Regions from separate parts of the Homo sapiens genome. Here region 2 is linked to region 1. The links are chromatin loops, found by intact Hi-C in ENCODE. Cell type or tissue: IMR-90. All regions are shown on one strand.

Region 1 (8,000 bases):
AACTTACTATTAATTTTGAAAATTTGGTTTTAACTGGAAAAACTATTCTTCAATTACAACAGTCTTTAATGGTTCTTTAATAAGACTATTTGTAAATAAAATTACTTTGTCATGAAATCAAAACATTTCTAGTTTTTCATGTGTAATTTAATACATATGCAAATACATTCTTAAAGACCAACTCAATAAACTTTAAAATCTTTTTTTAATGTAATGGGATAATTTTCATTAAGTAATGTATAACATTTATCACTTATTTTATTTTTTCTGTTTTCTGAATGCAGCCCAAGTTGATTAATTTCAAACTATAAAAACGTATTTGTTTGTGAATACTTAAGACATTTATCATATGATGCCATTTAAGAACCATATTAAAATATCATAATGTCTTTTTAGTAATAATGATATCATAATATCTGGGCTATGCATCAGAATGCAGAGGAAGCCATTAGGTTATATCCTGTAACCAATAATATTATGGTTTCAAAAATACGGGAAAAGGAACCCTATTGCCTTTACATAAGCACAGACATAGATTGGAAACAAATAAGAGGAAGAATTTCAAGTTTAAATTTAAGAGAATCTCATATGTAGATAAACTAGACTGGATGATCCTATCTGATGATATTCCTTGGGTCCTTCTAGATTCATGTTTTGCACATCCTGTCATTTCTAATAAGTATTTAGAGCACTGAATCACAGAGACAGCTGAAATTAGAGAATGCTGAAACCTTAAGCAAAAGTGGTTAACCCCAATCAAGTCTCAGTAATTAATATCAGTAGTTGGCAGCTGAGCCTGGATGTCATCATATATTATAGATGATGAGGCTACCGTGAATTAAACCTTGTGGCTGATGAGAACACTTTCCCCTTGGTTAGAAAACATATTTCATACCTTATTTTACAACCAGGTGTGTAGTTTTCACCACTACAGCAATTGGGCCACAGTATAGATTCATAAAATAAGTGTAAATGTGGATTTGAGTAGTTGGCAATTTAAACTCTAGCCATTCCAAAGTGAAATTCCAGGCCTAATTGAGCTCCAGTGGTTGTCAGCAGCTTATATGATCAAGTTTTTACAAACTCTCTTCTGGCTAATTGTGCTATCTTTGGTCTGTCTCCTCACAGGGATTCTGTGTGTGCATACTCCCAGTCTCACAGCTCTGTTCATGTCTTGGCAGCCTTCAGCTTCAAACTGAAGACTGTGGGAGGTTATGTATTCTGATACTAGGCTTCTTATTTGGGAAACCTTTATAAATTAATTGTGAAACTACTTTGGATGTTACGTTATTGGTATGAACTTAAGCAACACTGAGGACCTTAAGGTACATATTGAAACCCTGAGTTCTGTGAATCACCGAATATGACTGATTTTCATAGTTTCAGTACGGACCACCTTACTACATTTTTTATTTCATTTTTGTAAACTAAGACAGGACAGCAAAATATGAGCACAAATTGGGTTAGCCACATAACTTACATTTCCTGTTATCTTCTTTGACTCTTTCTTTACAATGACTTTTTTGCTGTGTTGTTGGTAGTTTTATCATTTTTTCCAAAAGCTTTATCTGTACTCTGGACAAGGTATATCAGTTGTAAAAATTAAACATTTATTCAACTATGAAGCCAGTCAGTCTATGGACGCCCTTTAGGCAGGCACTTCGTTTGCATTTAAAGTGTAATTAGAGAGAAATATGTTGAATTTTAAAGCAAGTATATGAAAAGCTTTTCAAGGTTTTTCAAATCTGGATAATATAATCCAGGAATTGCATTTAAAATATTTGTTTTATAGGAGAAAGGATGAAATTCTAGCTTTGACTGCACAAGGAACTCAGGATAATTAGGGAGAGAGAGCTTGCTCACAGTTATCAGAGGCATACAACTCCCTCACTGGTCTGATCTCTGCTGCTCCCAGCTCAGACTCATATCCCTCCTTACCCTCCAAGCTACTCCAAATAAGTAGCAGATCAGGGACAGCAAAGCATAAGTTATATAGACATGCTTCTACAAGAGGCTGCTTCCCCCTGACCCAAACACTCAGGGCCCACAAGAAAATGTGGGGTTTTTAAGATCAAATTAGAAGGAAGCCATTATCCTCAGCAAACTAATGCAGGAACAGAAAAACAAGGACCTCATGTTCTCACTTATAAGTGGCAGCTGAACAATGAGAACACATGGAGACATGGTGGGGAACAACACACACTGGGGCCTGAGATGGGGAGGTAGAGGGAGGGAGAGCATCAGGGAGAAGAGCTAATGGATGTTGGGCTTAATACCTAGGTGATGGGTTGACCTGTGTAGCAAACCACCATGGCATCTGTTTACCTATGTAACAAACCTGCACATCCTGCACATGTACCTGGGAACTTAAAATAAAAATGGAAGAAAAATGAAAAATAATAAAGTAAAAGGAATGCAGTGATAGGAATATCATGAGGCATTAAATGCAGGGATAATAAAGAATGATTTTTTAAATAAGAAATTTTCTTCTTTCTAGTTTAATGTATTAAAATGTGTTTATATAATTGTATATTTTATTGTTATATTACTGTGTTTTTCTGCATCACGTTTATAACATGGCTAAACTACATTATATCCATTTGTAATAAAAAATCTTACTCTGCTTTGTTATAGTATTAACTTATAAGTATACATTCAAGCTATAAGTAAATTACTCAGAATCAAAAGCAATTTGAGCTGGGCGCGGTGGCTCACACCTATAATTCCAGTACTTTGGGAGGCTGAGGCAGGCGGATCATGAGGTCAGGAGATTGAGACCATCCTGGCTAACACGGTGAAACTCCGTCTGTACTAAAAATACAAAAAATTAGACAGGTGTGGTGACACGCGCCTGTAGTCCCAGCTACTCAGGAGGCTGAGGCAGGAGAATCCCTTGAACCCTGGAGGCAGAGGTTGCAGTGACCCGAGATTGCACCACTGCGCCCCAGCCTGGGCGACAGAGCGAGACTCTGTCTCAAAAAGAAAAAGAAAGAAAACGAAAATTCTTTTAACCCTCATTTACCTTGCATTTCTATAATTGTAAAACATAGAAATATTAACATAGCTATTAGAGATTATTCAGTGTTGCCTTGAGGCTCCAGTTAAAACAACAGAAATGAATACACTCCTCAAGTTTTAAACACAATGAAATGTTATGAACTATTTTTAAGAGAAAAATCCCTACCTACTTGTGTAACAAATTATTGCTATGTGTTAATGATATATGTTGACATAGCTCATATATAGCACATACATTGAGCAATAAATATTGAAATGTTTTCTTTATTCATGCTAGCCCTTTTCAATCCATTTTAAACATTTAAGGGGCTTTGTCATAAAATAATTTTTTATTAAAGTGAATTGTATATAAATCCCATTTTGCAATGACTATTTTTTTAAAAGACAAAGAAGAGAATGATAAATGAGCTTTCTGCTATTGATCTATTCAGCCACAGGGTGTCATTCTTGGAGTACAGATTAGCCTGTCTAGAAGCAATACTCTGGCAGCAGATACCAAACACCATATCATATTCAGTATGTTGAATACATAATGAAAGCTCCTGACTTTTAGCCTAATTTAATACTTCTTTATACTCAGCAAACTACATCATTAGACATTTTCCAGATCTGTTTTGTAATTTTTAAATTATCTTTAGAATAAAAGCATGAAGACAACAAACAAAATTTCTAGTGGACTCAACCTCAGTGAATTGAATTAGATTGCTAGTCTTGGGAAGATAGTGAGAGAAAATATACAATCGGTACTGCTCTCTTATATTCAGAGAGAGTTATAAGGAAAAACAACGAAGTTGACAGATAGCCATACTTATAAAAAGCATTTTCCCTTTAAAAGTTATTTCCATTTATTTCATCAAACTAATAGATTATATCGCACCAGTACATGGCTCAAGAAAACTCCAAACATGCTTGGTATAGCTATTTTATGCTGAATTTGCAAAGCGTTCTAGGCCGAAAGTTAACATAGACTATGGAACTATAGTCTCACCCAAATCAGTTTAAACTTGGCACCAAGTATCCCACTTTGTCTTCTCCCACATTGGGTACAACTCATCTGAAAAAGGGTAACTTTAACCATGGTGCATAAGTCATGAAAATGGCTTGGAAAGACCTCATTAAAATGGGGCCAGATAAAGGTTAAGAAAAAGGTGATATTAACCTGACACTTTGCTTCTCTCTTCTTTAATCACTGGTAATGTGGGGACACTTAAACCTCTATCATAAACTTAGATGGAAATTCCCTCATGCCTACTTACATTGCTCCCAGCCCATCATCATGTGTAGAAAACAGATCAATGTTTTACTCCTTCATTCAGAGAGCTTTTTTCAAATATGATCCCATAATAGAGAGAAAACCAGACATGATTCACGTACTCATGCAGCTTAGTCTCTAGTGAGTGAGAGAGACATGAATCAACCACGCAAGTAAGACATAACATTCCAATGTGGTTAGTGCTAAGAAAGAGAAACACACCACAGTGCTACAAATGCTTATTTAATTGGGAATTTTACCCATGACTAGAGAAGAATTTCCTGAGTTAGCCAGGGCAGAGCTAGGGTATGGTCAATGAGTAATACTAACCAATCAAATAGAGAACAGAGAGAGATCAAGTCTGGAGCCTGTCAGGAAGACAGTATCATGAGCTCCAGTAACTGAAGAGGTTCAGGTCTCATCAAACAGATGGTGAAGACAATGTGGTGGAAAAGGCTGAAATGGTAGTCAATAAGTCATGTCAAGGATTTCGGTCTTTGCTTTTTGGTCTTTATCCTAAGAGCAAGAGGAAGCCGATGAATGTTTCCAAGCAAGAGAAGGATGAGGGAGGGAAAAGTGTTGAATATTCTAAGGTGCAGATTTGCACTTTGAGAAAGATTATTCTGTTTAGGATGCAAAAGGAATTTTTAGTGGACAAAGGTGGTTCTTGGAAAACCAGTTACAAGCTAGAAGTTGGCGGCTTGTATTAAAGAAACAAAAGTTAAAAATCGAAATAAGATGGACTTGAGACATATAGAAAGGAATTCCTTACCTATCTAGGGATTCTGTGTGGGGATGAATCTTTGATTTCGTCTCATTAATGGCTGGTGAGACTCCATTGTACAAAAAAAAGTTGATTTAAGGGACTACACCTGACTGGGTGCAGTGGGTCACACCTGTAATCCCAACACTTTGAGAGGCCAAGGTGGGAAGATCGCTTGGGCCAGGAGTTCGAGACCAGCCGGGGCAACAAAATGAGAACTTGTCTCTTCCAGAAAATTTTAAAACTTTGTGAGGCATGATGGCTCACACCTGTAGTCCAAGCTGCTCTGGTGCCTAAGTCGTTCAACATCACCCCAAGAAAGGTAAAAGGAGGTTTCCTGACTTATGGTCACATATTTCAACTACTCATTCATATGTTTAGCTATATATCACCACATACTCCTCTAAAAATTATTATAACAATTTAGATTTTTACCAAAAAATGGAGACCCAATTGTCCCATGTTCTTGATACCTCTGAGCAATGTCAATCTTTTTTATCTTGACTTATAAAACTTGGTTTAAAAAAACTTACTCTCTTGTCATTTCCTCAATTAGGAAGCAGTTGAACACATTTTCACAAGTTTGTTAGCTATCTTTATATCTTTTACATGAATTGACTATTTTCATTTGCCCAATGCTAGCACAGTGTTTGACTTTTTCTGAAAGATTTATAAAAGCTATAGTTTTTATGTTTCGTTGCAAATTATCTTCCTGTTTGTTTAATAAAAGCAAGCTAAGGACCTCTGCTTACCCTCAAACTGTACTATCTGTCACAGCTTCTGCTTCCTCACGATTTTAAATTTCCTTATAACTTCAGCTGGTTCATGGCCACTTAGTCCTATTGTCATCTCTATAGGGTTTTTGTATTTAGAAGATAAAATTACAAGACAGCCAATTAAATTTGAACTTCAGATAAAACAACACATATTTTTAACTGTAAGTATGTCTCATGAAATATTTGGGACATAACTATGAACTTGCATGTTGTTTATTTAAAATTGAAATTTAATTAGCTGTTCTGAATTTTTGTGACAACCTTCTCTCTGTTTCAAGCTACCTAATTCACTCCATATTTGTCCACCCAAATTCCAACAAATAAGAATAATATTATTCTATTCTATCCCAATTTGGACAAATAATTTTTAAGTTAATTTATAAGCTGCAAGCCTTCTAATGGATTAATTGCCTTTAAGTGAGTTGCCCAGGATAACATTGAAACTAAGGGGGAGCTCCCATCAGCAGAATCAGGATTTTATCAGAGAAGAGTGGAAAAGTTATGGACCCCATGACTATTACGTAAAAAATATATCACTTTTCCACTTAGAGATTTTTTAAAATAAATATGCAATAATAGTTTTAAATTATAATCATATTTATTTTGTTTTTTTGAGTTTTAAAGTATAATATTATTTGATAAAGGCCCTACATCTTCATGTATCTAGATTTTTCAGGAAAATCAAGAATCGATGTGGTAAACTGAATAACAACCCATGAAAAATGTCTATCTCCTAATCCTGGAATCTGCAAGTGTGTTGCCTTATGTGTCAAAAGGTACTTTGCAAATGTGATCAAAGCATCTTGAAAGGGGGAGATCATTCTGAATAATAATTATCCTGGGCCCAGTGTATTCACAGGAGTACTTATGAGAGGGAGGCAGTATAGTTAGATAGTGGGATGATGGGTGCAGAGTTAGAGAGAGAGAAATTGGAAGATGCTACACTGCTGGCTTTGAAGATGGTGGATGGGGCCAGGAGCTAACGAATGAGGCGGCTTCCAGAAGCTGGAAAAGGAGAGAAAATGATTTTCCCCTAGATTCTCCAGAAAGAATGCAGCTCTGCCAACACCTGAACTTTAGCCCATGAGAGCCACTTTTTAGTTTCTGTCCTCCAGAACACTAAGATAATAAACAAATGTGTGTTGTTTTAAGTCACTAATCTGTAGTCATTTGTTGCAGCAGCAATAAGAGCCTAATACAAAGACAATACTCAGAATAGTTCCAGGTTTTCTTGAATAGCAATATATTTTATTCAATATAAACAAAAGCAGAATAGGAAAAAAATTTCATATTATTCATTTCATTGCTTATTTTAACTACTATATTTTGACCTATTTAAAAGAAATGAATATATCAAAATAAGACTTGCTACCAAAGAAGAAAGTGCTCTCCCATTATATATCAACTGAAATTAGCAAACCAATAAATTTTGTTTGAAGATGTGCTTTTTTCACCTTTGGCTTTCATTATTAAGTATTTTCCAAGAGTAAAGATTTTTGCTGTATAATTAAATTGGAATTATATTGCTAGAATATATTCCATAAATGTAAATTTAAAAATCTCACATTCTAAAGGCTGATGCATGTAGCCTAAGTCTAGTTAACTTGAACATACATAGGCAAGTCAAGGGGGGAAATATTAAAATATTATAATTTGAAAAATATGTGTTTTGTTTCTAACACATAATGATATACTCACACTTGAATATTCTATTTAAAGAACTTGTTGAATCTTTTCTTCTTTTATGCATTCATTTACAGTAACATGCTTTAAAAACAGTCTCAGAGAAAAAAATTACATGCAACTTAACTATACTGTTGTGTTCCTAATAAAAGAGAAAAATGACATGTTACAAAGCCATAATTACAGGGAGTTTCAGAAGATATATTTGAAAAGGTCTAGTAGATTAGTACTTAAAATGGTCCAACTTCTGTTGAGTTTGCCTTTAATGTTAGGTTGGATATATTTTCAAAAGCAACACATTAGGTTACCAAGCTTACTGTATTTGATCCAAACAATGCCATGTTTATAACATTATTTACTTTGAAGCTCTGAAATTAAAAAAAAAACTATCTTCTTAACAGTGACCTTTTTCGTTTAAGATTTATTTTGCAAGATTTTAAAAATAAATAAATATATATTTATTTATATATAGTAAGAATTTTTTCATTCAATAATATGTTACTATGGT
Region 2 (8,000 bases), 300 kb after region 1:
CAACTTCAAATTTGCTAACAAGGGCTCTATTCATGGATATTTCAGCTAGTCTTGCAGATCTTCATCTTCCTGTTCCTAAGTGGGAGGGAAGGGAAGTGTTGCTCGTAAGTTATTCATCAAGTTATTCATCAAGATCAAATCTTATAAATATGTAACAGCTTTCAGCATCTGGACAGGACTCAACTGCCCAGGCACTTGAACACTGATTTCAAATATTGCCAAAAGGAAACCACGTCTGTTGGCATAGTGAAATACCAGGGCTGGGCAAGTCTGAACATGACCTGCTGAGATTAAAGCTCATGATCCAAAAAAGCTGCAACTCTTAGAGCAGGAAAGGGCAGGAATCGGGTTTCCTTCTGACAAGGTTTAGAAGAGCAAGTCTGGTGCAATCTGCCCTTGTGAATGGCTCAAATTAACCGAACATTATTCCTTTCATATAAATTCTCTAGGCTGTCACTGCATTCTCCAAAGCAGTCGATTTCACTGTTTCTGACAGACTAAAACAGATATTTTGAGTGCATTGTAATTAAACAGTTATTTCTATACGTTTTCATTTGTGTCTGCTATGGATGCTTTCCAATTCCAATGTTACTAAAAAAATTAGGTAATTTTATAGAAAACTCAGTTAAGATTATTTCCAATTTCTTGGCCATGCAGAATTAGGTTTAATTAACATCACTTTCACTCTTAGAGAAAGATACACCCATATGGGCAAAAGTGATTATTTCAACAGCAAATTTATATAGTTAAAAATTATTATGGTGTGGGTTCTTTTAGGTTCTTGTTTTCTTGCTATGAATCCTGCCTTGAAAACTATGAATTCTATTTTATGTTGGGTCGTTGCCATTTTTCATAGTTCTTAGAATTGTCTAGGCTTAGAAAATGCAAAGTCATATAATACTGACCCATGGGAGATACTGTAGACAAACATTTTTGTAGAGGATCCCCTTTTTCTATCCCTAACCTGGTTTTGCAGCTATGATAATTTCTTTTGAGTCCCAAAATCAACATATTCCAAGTATTAGGTTTGAGTAAGCAGTGATTTTTGTAAAATGCAATGAAGGACTTCATCAAAATGATATTTTTGAAGATAATATATAACTGGAATTTTCAGAAGTATCCCCCTTTCAATTTTCCACACCCACTGGGTTATAACTAAGTTCCTCCTTTTGTATATATTATTATTCAATATATAAATATGCTCAAATGATAAGAAAATGTATTGAATATATCACTGATGAATTTTAAACTCTACCCTTTAGAAGCTGTGGCAGAAGAATCTGAAACATTAGCTGTTAAGAAAATTAAATGAGGTTCTAATCTGAAGAGGGAGCTTACCTCTGGATTTTCTTCCAAAAACAAAAGCCTTGCCAAGAAGTTGCCAAGTTGGCCTATATAGATCTTCTAAGTCCAACTGCCATCTCTCTGGTTCAAGATATCGAATAAGGTCTTCCAAGGTACTAAAGGCAGTTATAGCATTATTAAGCAGGTCCAGTGGCAAAGCTGAAGGGGGTAGCACTGAAGGACTCACAGCTTCTGTGAATTGCTGAAAGTAAAATGAATCCTGTGTTAACTGTTTTAAAAACGACAATGTATTCCTTCTGGACATATGCAAGAAATTATAAAGACTGAGGCTGGAAATATGTGTGAAGGGAAATTGTATTGAATCCAATTAGAAATAACTACTCTGCAAAGACTTCATGAAGATGAACTCTGATAGATTTCCTGTAAAATCAATGAGAAAGACATTAATTTTCATTACCACCAACCGTGAGGGATATGGATATCTTTTGGTCATATAAAAGAATTAAAAATATCTTCATGGTTCAATTACAAACTTAGAATGAAAACTATAATACAGTTTACCAAATTTTCCTTTTCTTTTCCACTTTTCATTTTCCTTAATCTGAAAAATTACCTGGTAGTTATGCAAATTAGTGTCACATAAATTAAAAATGGAATAAGAAATAATTAACCCAAAAGATCTAGAACAAAATAGTTAGAAATCATTTGACATTAAAGAACTTATTAATCAAGATAGAAAATATCTAAATCATAAAAGATCAGCTTAATAAATTGCCTACAATATATTTTTAATATAAAATGCCTAATAAACAAGATTAAGAGATCGGAGGGACACTGGAGAACACACTGACAAACTATGTGACTGTCATAAGATTAGTATCCAGAATATACAAAAATAAAGACAAATGCAATGGAAGAAAAATGGGCATATTACAGATAAAAAGCTTGAATGGTCAATAAACATATGAAAATATGCTGAACTTCATTATCAGAGAAATCCAAAGAGAGATATTATTTCACATACGAAAAAAGGATACTTTTTCACACAGATGAGATGGGCAAGAATTTTAAAAAGGATTACTGAGGATGTGATTAAATTGGAACTCCTCTGCTCTGCCTGCAGAAGTTAGTGTACGTAGGCACAACACTTTAGCTGATGTAACTGATAAGCACTGAATATTCTTTCACTTATGCACATGGAAATATGTTCAATGATTAGAAAGACTGGAAGCAATCTAAATGCCCACATATAGGAAAACACTAACACATCGGCTCTTCCTTTTCATTCTCATTACTTCCATCCTGGGCTCCATACTAAAAACATGTACTATAAATAGCAGCTTCTAACCTTATCTCCTTACCTTTAATCATTTTTCTCTCCTTTTGTTCTATGCTGCATAATCCTGGGTTAATCTACTAAATAAGATATTACTGATCCTATGATGAATTTGGACAAATGCCTATGTGATTTCTCATCTGGAGGATAAAATCCAAATTCCTTACACAGCATTCAGAGCCCTCAAAAACTGACCTCTGCTCACCTTCCACTCTAATCTGCTACTCATCAGAGACATGCATATTTTGTTCCAATCAGTCTAGTCTCTTCACTGACTACTGCACATATAATATCATCTCAGACTTTGTAACTTATGCTAAATCTGTCCCCATACCTGACATGCAAAAACTCTCCCCCCGTTGATCCACATCATAAATCTTTACCATTACAATGACCTTTTCAAAAATCCAATTCATCCATGAAACCTGGCACAACAGGGTCATCACTGTCCCACAGCCCTCTGTGGGCTGCTCTGTGAGCACTTGGCTTGAAGAGCAGAAGCTGCCCAGTAAACTAGGAAAAGGAGCACCTTTCCTCTGGACAGGCACAACCCTCGTGGGGCTCCTGGCTTTGTGGGTGTCCCGCTGCCCACAGGGGAACATTCTTACAGGGTATAATCGGCAGAAATGAACGTGGCAGCCTTGGGCCAACAATGATTTCATCCTTTTTTTTTTTTTTTTTTTAACAAAAGTTTATTGAGTAACTACAGTGTTCCAGGGCCTGTGTGTGCATTATGAGAAAAGCACAGTGGAATGACAATGTCTGGCCTCCTTCCTTGCCTGGATTACTCACATGTACTTTCCAAGTCTCCACTCAGCTGTTACTCCTTTCATCTTTTTGTTTTTTAAATAAGTTTTATTTTGTATATCTGAGGTTTATGACATGATGTTACAGAATAAACAAAGATACGCAAAGATACATGGAAAATGTGTAAGTACATATATATACAGTACAATGGTTACTATTAAAGACTTAATTTCAATAATGTCAAGGATCTGGCTAAAATATTAGGACTAAGATATTTTCTAATTATTTTATGATATTTTTGCTCTACCCATTAGTCTGTTAAACTTTGAGAGTTTATTACCCTAATATGTTTTTATTACCCAGTGTTTTCTATAATTGTCCAAGGAACACAAAATTGCTTTGACAGAACTATGACTGAAAACTCTATTATAGATATAAACATTGATCTAAAAACGGTTTTAATTTTAATTTAGCTAATTAAGCTACTATTGATTAAATTTATGGTGTAAAAAGTTAACGCAAATTTTTGCATATTTCAAAAATATAAGCCTATATATGTATACAAATGTTTTATAAAGTAAAAATTAAGGGGTCAATAATAGTCAAAGAATCAGTATTATTACAAATGGAAAGTTTCAAAATCTGTACAGATAAAATAAGTGGTTGCTAGCAAGTTAATACAAAAAGTATACATTATTTATTAAATTGTCAGGGTGCAGATGTATATTTTAAGCATAAAATATAATTGCTATGTAGGGTAATTTCAATTAGACTGTAATCCAAGAATGATTTGGCTTATTTTGCTTCCAGTCTGTTGGAGACTCTCTGAATAAAGCATTTCTTTTGAAGCAATACAAAGTTCTAACTGAAATTAATATTGCTGAGATGCAGTCCAAAATATTAACACAAAAGAAGGCAAAACAAGATAAGCCTGTAATAATGGGCAAACAAAAGATGCACACCTTAGGTCCAGTGAAGTATCTGCAATCTGCATACCCATCCCTTCAAATGTGAAAGGTTGGGAGAAAAGCATCTTCTGTTACTGTATGTATAGATCAGTTGGTGTTACAAATCTCTAAGCTTCTAAATATTTAAATTAAAATTTGATAAATTTAGAAAGACAACTCTTTCCCCACCACACCCCACACACAGTGGTCCCCACCCAGAAAACAGGAAAGAAGAATGAACATAAGTTCCCAGGATTCAAAGAATCAATCCCTGGACAGAACAGGGGAAGTGGTGCTTCTATTTAAGGGCCTTCTCATGACTGTCCCTCCACCCACTGGTTCAAGAAAGAGCCGAGTTGTTCAGTTTCAAAGTTCTGCTTTTCTAAGTTGTTTAAAGGGACTCTCAGAGAGAAAGGGGGGAGCAATGAAAAAAAGAAGTTACAGAAAAAAAAATGTCTTTGAATTTTTAAGTTTTACTTTTCTCTCTAACAAAGTAACACTGTTCATTACAGACTAATAGCATTTTCTCCCATAATTAGTATCTAGAAAATTCTAACAATACTTTTGATATTTAAAAACACTTATGATTGGGCTGTTAAACTGGTTAGAATATGCAAAATACGCCTTGACTTGGATTTTCACATTTCCTGTTTATGTCTTTTATTCTTCATAAAAATATGATGGTGTACTTTTAAGCTATAGGTTGTGCTAAGACAATTTAGTGGATAGCAATGGACACAAACCGGAAGCAGAGTTTCTTGGTGTTCTGCAATGTAGACAACTAAACCAAAACCCTTATTCAGCCAGAGAAAAGCTTCTGTGTTATCACCTGCAGGGCAGTAATGACAAGCTTGGTGAGGGTGTGGCCCTAGCCTAGACCCTTTTAGGCCTATTACTTTGTAAGGACAGGTTGTCAAAGAGCAGAAAAGCATCTACAATCTATGTGATGAAGTGTCCTGCCAAAGAGTACATTTCTAAGATGTCAGCTCCATGAGATAAGGATCCTATGCAAAATCGGGTCTTTAAAATTCTCTGATGAAAGTTACTCTGAATGACAACATGATAATGAGAGAACTACGATCAGGAGTTAAGGAACTGGACTCTAAATCCCAGAGATACTCACATGTAGGGAAGAGAGTTTGACTAAACTGCATAATCAATCTGTGCCTCAGTTTCCTCCACTACAAAATATGGTAGCTATATTCAATGACCTTCAAGTTTCTTGCCAGCTTTTACATGTAAAAATTCTACTTAATTATCAGATACAAGAGGGTCCAATACAGCTTCAGCAAAATTATCTTGAGAGCTTCAAAAATATAATAAACAACTTAGTAAGTCTATAATGGGACTGAACTCTATTTTTTTTTTCTTTTAACTCTCCTTGTTGTTTTAGCAGATGAGTGAGTTTTGGGAAACACTGCCCTGTGGTACAACTGTGGGATAATTCTACATTTACATATATATATAAAATTTTGAGAGTACATGAAGTTTACCCTGCTCTTTAAGACATCAAATATCCTAGAAAGGCATGTCTGGCTTATAAATAGAAGCAGTATGGTCCTAAAAATCTGAAGGAAACAAGTCCGTGCTTAGAAAACTGATACCAAAAATGTTTAAATGAATATAGACACACGTTGTATTATGGGCTGAATTAGAGTTCACTCAAAATTTCTATTCTACTAAAGTCCTACTCACAGTATCTCAGAATGCCTGTATTTGGAGACAGGGTCTTTAAAGAGATCAGTAAAATAAGGTAACTAGGGTGGACCCTAATCTAACATGATTGGTGTTCTTATAGTAAGAGAACATTTTAACATAGACATAGTAGAGAGGGAAGACCATCTGAAGACACAGGAAGAAAATGAACATCTACAAGTATAGGAGAGAGGTGTCAGAAGAAACCAAACCTACTGACACCCTGATCTCAATTTCTAGCAACCAAAATTTTGAGAAAACAAGTTTCCATTGTTTAAGGCACCACTGTTTAAGTCTGTGGTATTTTGTTAAGGCAGCCCTAGAATGCTAATACATGCCATCAACTTCTCCACTTAACTATTATAGGAGCAAACAAAGGATAATATTACACCATGTCTGTTCAATCATTCAACAAGCATTTATTTAAAAACCTGTAAGGGCTCACACAGGTGCAGTGGCTCACACCTGTAATCCCAGCACTTCCCGAAGCCAAGGCGGGTGGATCACTTGAGGTTTAGAAGTTCAAGACCAGCCTGGCCAACATAGTGAAACCCCATCTCTACTAAAAATACAAAAAATTAGCCAGGCATGTTGGCCACGCTTATAATCCCAGCTACTTGGGAGGCTGAGGGACAAGAATCACTTGAACCCAGGAGGCGGAGGTTGCAATGAGCCAAGACTGGGCCATGGCACTCCAGCCTGGGTGATAAAGTGAGACTCTGCCTCAAAAAATAAAAAATAAAAAAATAAAAAATAAGGCAAATGAACAAAAGTAAAAACCTGTGAGGTGAGCACTATTAACAAAACAAGAGAAAATGCTTGCCTTTGTGAGAAGCCAAGTATACTGCATCATAGAAGAGAGTTTTCTCTTGCCAAAACGAGAATCTGCTATTATGAATCACACAAGTAACCAAACAAGTATCACACAAATCCTGGTGAATGTGGACCAGAAAAAAAGTGAACTTAGTATGTAAGAATTACTGAAAAACAAATATATTTCTATTTTTATTAATGAAAAATAACTGGCAGCCCAGGAGTTCAGACAAAATCATAGCCATAGGAACAAGCTCAAGACAGCAAGTTTGGCTGCAAAAGTTAAGTTTTCTTATTGACTTTTCCACTGTTCTTTTCAAAAATCAGTGTTTTACTGTTTTGTATTTTATTATGGCTACCTTAAATATTTTCTGCACTTGTTAACATCTTTCCCCTTTTTTAGAAAAAAGAAAAGCTGACTTCCTGTTTGGAATAGTACTATCTGAACTACTTATAATTTCACAATCAGTCATTACTTACCTCTAAAAAACCATAGCTTGTCATTTTATTAGGATTTTTGTGGCCAGTGCAATTTTAAAAACACACTTAAAATGAATCTTCCTTGGACAAATACACACATATAAATGTTTACCTTGAGTAGCATAGCAACTGTTGCAAAACTATTAGGGCCTACAAAGATTTATGTTGCAACTTTCCCAGTCAACTGCATATAGTACACTTCAAACTGATAAAGTTTTCAATTCATTCATACCTAACAAAAGGTTAGGAATGCAGATTAGGTTTTATTGTCGGAGTTAAAAATAAAACAATATTATAAAATGATCAGGTGTTTAAGAGAAGACAATAAATGTCCAGCCTTGGGTAACATCACTTCTTAAAGGTGTCTCCAATCTCATTTATGTAATGTCAAACTGATATATTGTACAGAGGTCTTACTTTTAAAGAGCCTAAGCAGCAGACAGGGCATGCAGACACAAATGCCTGCCAGGAACAACTCACGGGAGGTTCTGTAAAGACACAAGAATGTCCTGAAACAATTCATTTAAACACGCTTCTTTGCCTTTCCCTATGTTCTTATCCGAATTCATTCAAAAAGTTATCTGGGTCATGTTTTTAAATTATTTTTAAGCCGGCAATGAAAAGCAAATGCTTGCATTCCTACTCAAGAACAGATGTTTTAATATGGTGTGAGTAAT

The links. Peaks named below come from ENCODE experiments on the same cell type or tissue, not always from the same donor. Only the 100,000 strongest peaks of a DNase experiment are listed, where the experiment ranks them.
Region 2: it touches region 1 in a loop (4-fold over the local background); 9 of 110 quality-filtered maps call a loop at or near these places.

The regions. Positions count from the first base shown.
Region 1 is chr4:156,472,019-156,480,018 of GRCh38, forward strand. No RefSeq gene overlaps it. Among named protein-coding and RNA genes, the nearest start is that of LINC02272, 170 kb to the right of the region's middle. In IMR-90, a CTCF peak has its summit at 3,455; DNase peaks (open chromatin) are centred at 3,483 and 4,473; H3K27ac peaks cover 915 bases.
Region 2 is chr4:156,771,348-156,779,347 of GRCh38, forward strand. It overlaps PDGFC (platelet derived growth factor C), which reads right to left. Exons shown (of 6, transcript NM_016205.3): 4 at 1,339-1,546. Among named protein-coding and RNA genes, the nearest start is that of LINC02272, 130 kb to the left of the region's middle. RefSeq lists enhancers at 1-392, 50-344. In IMR-90, no CTCF peak of the experiment used is centred here; DNase peaks (open chromatin) are centred at 314, 3,394, 6,924 and 7,424; H3K27ac peaks cover 3,305 bases.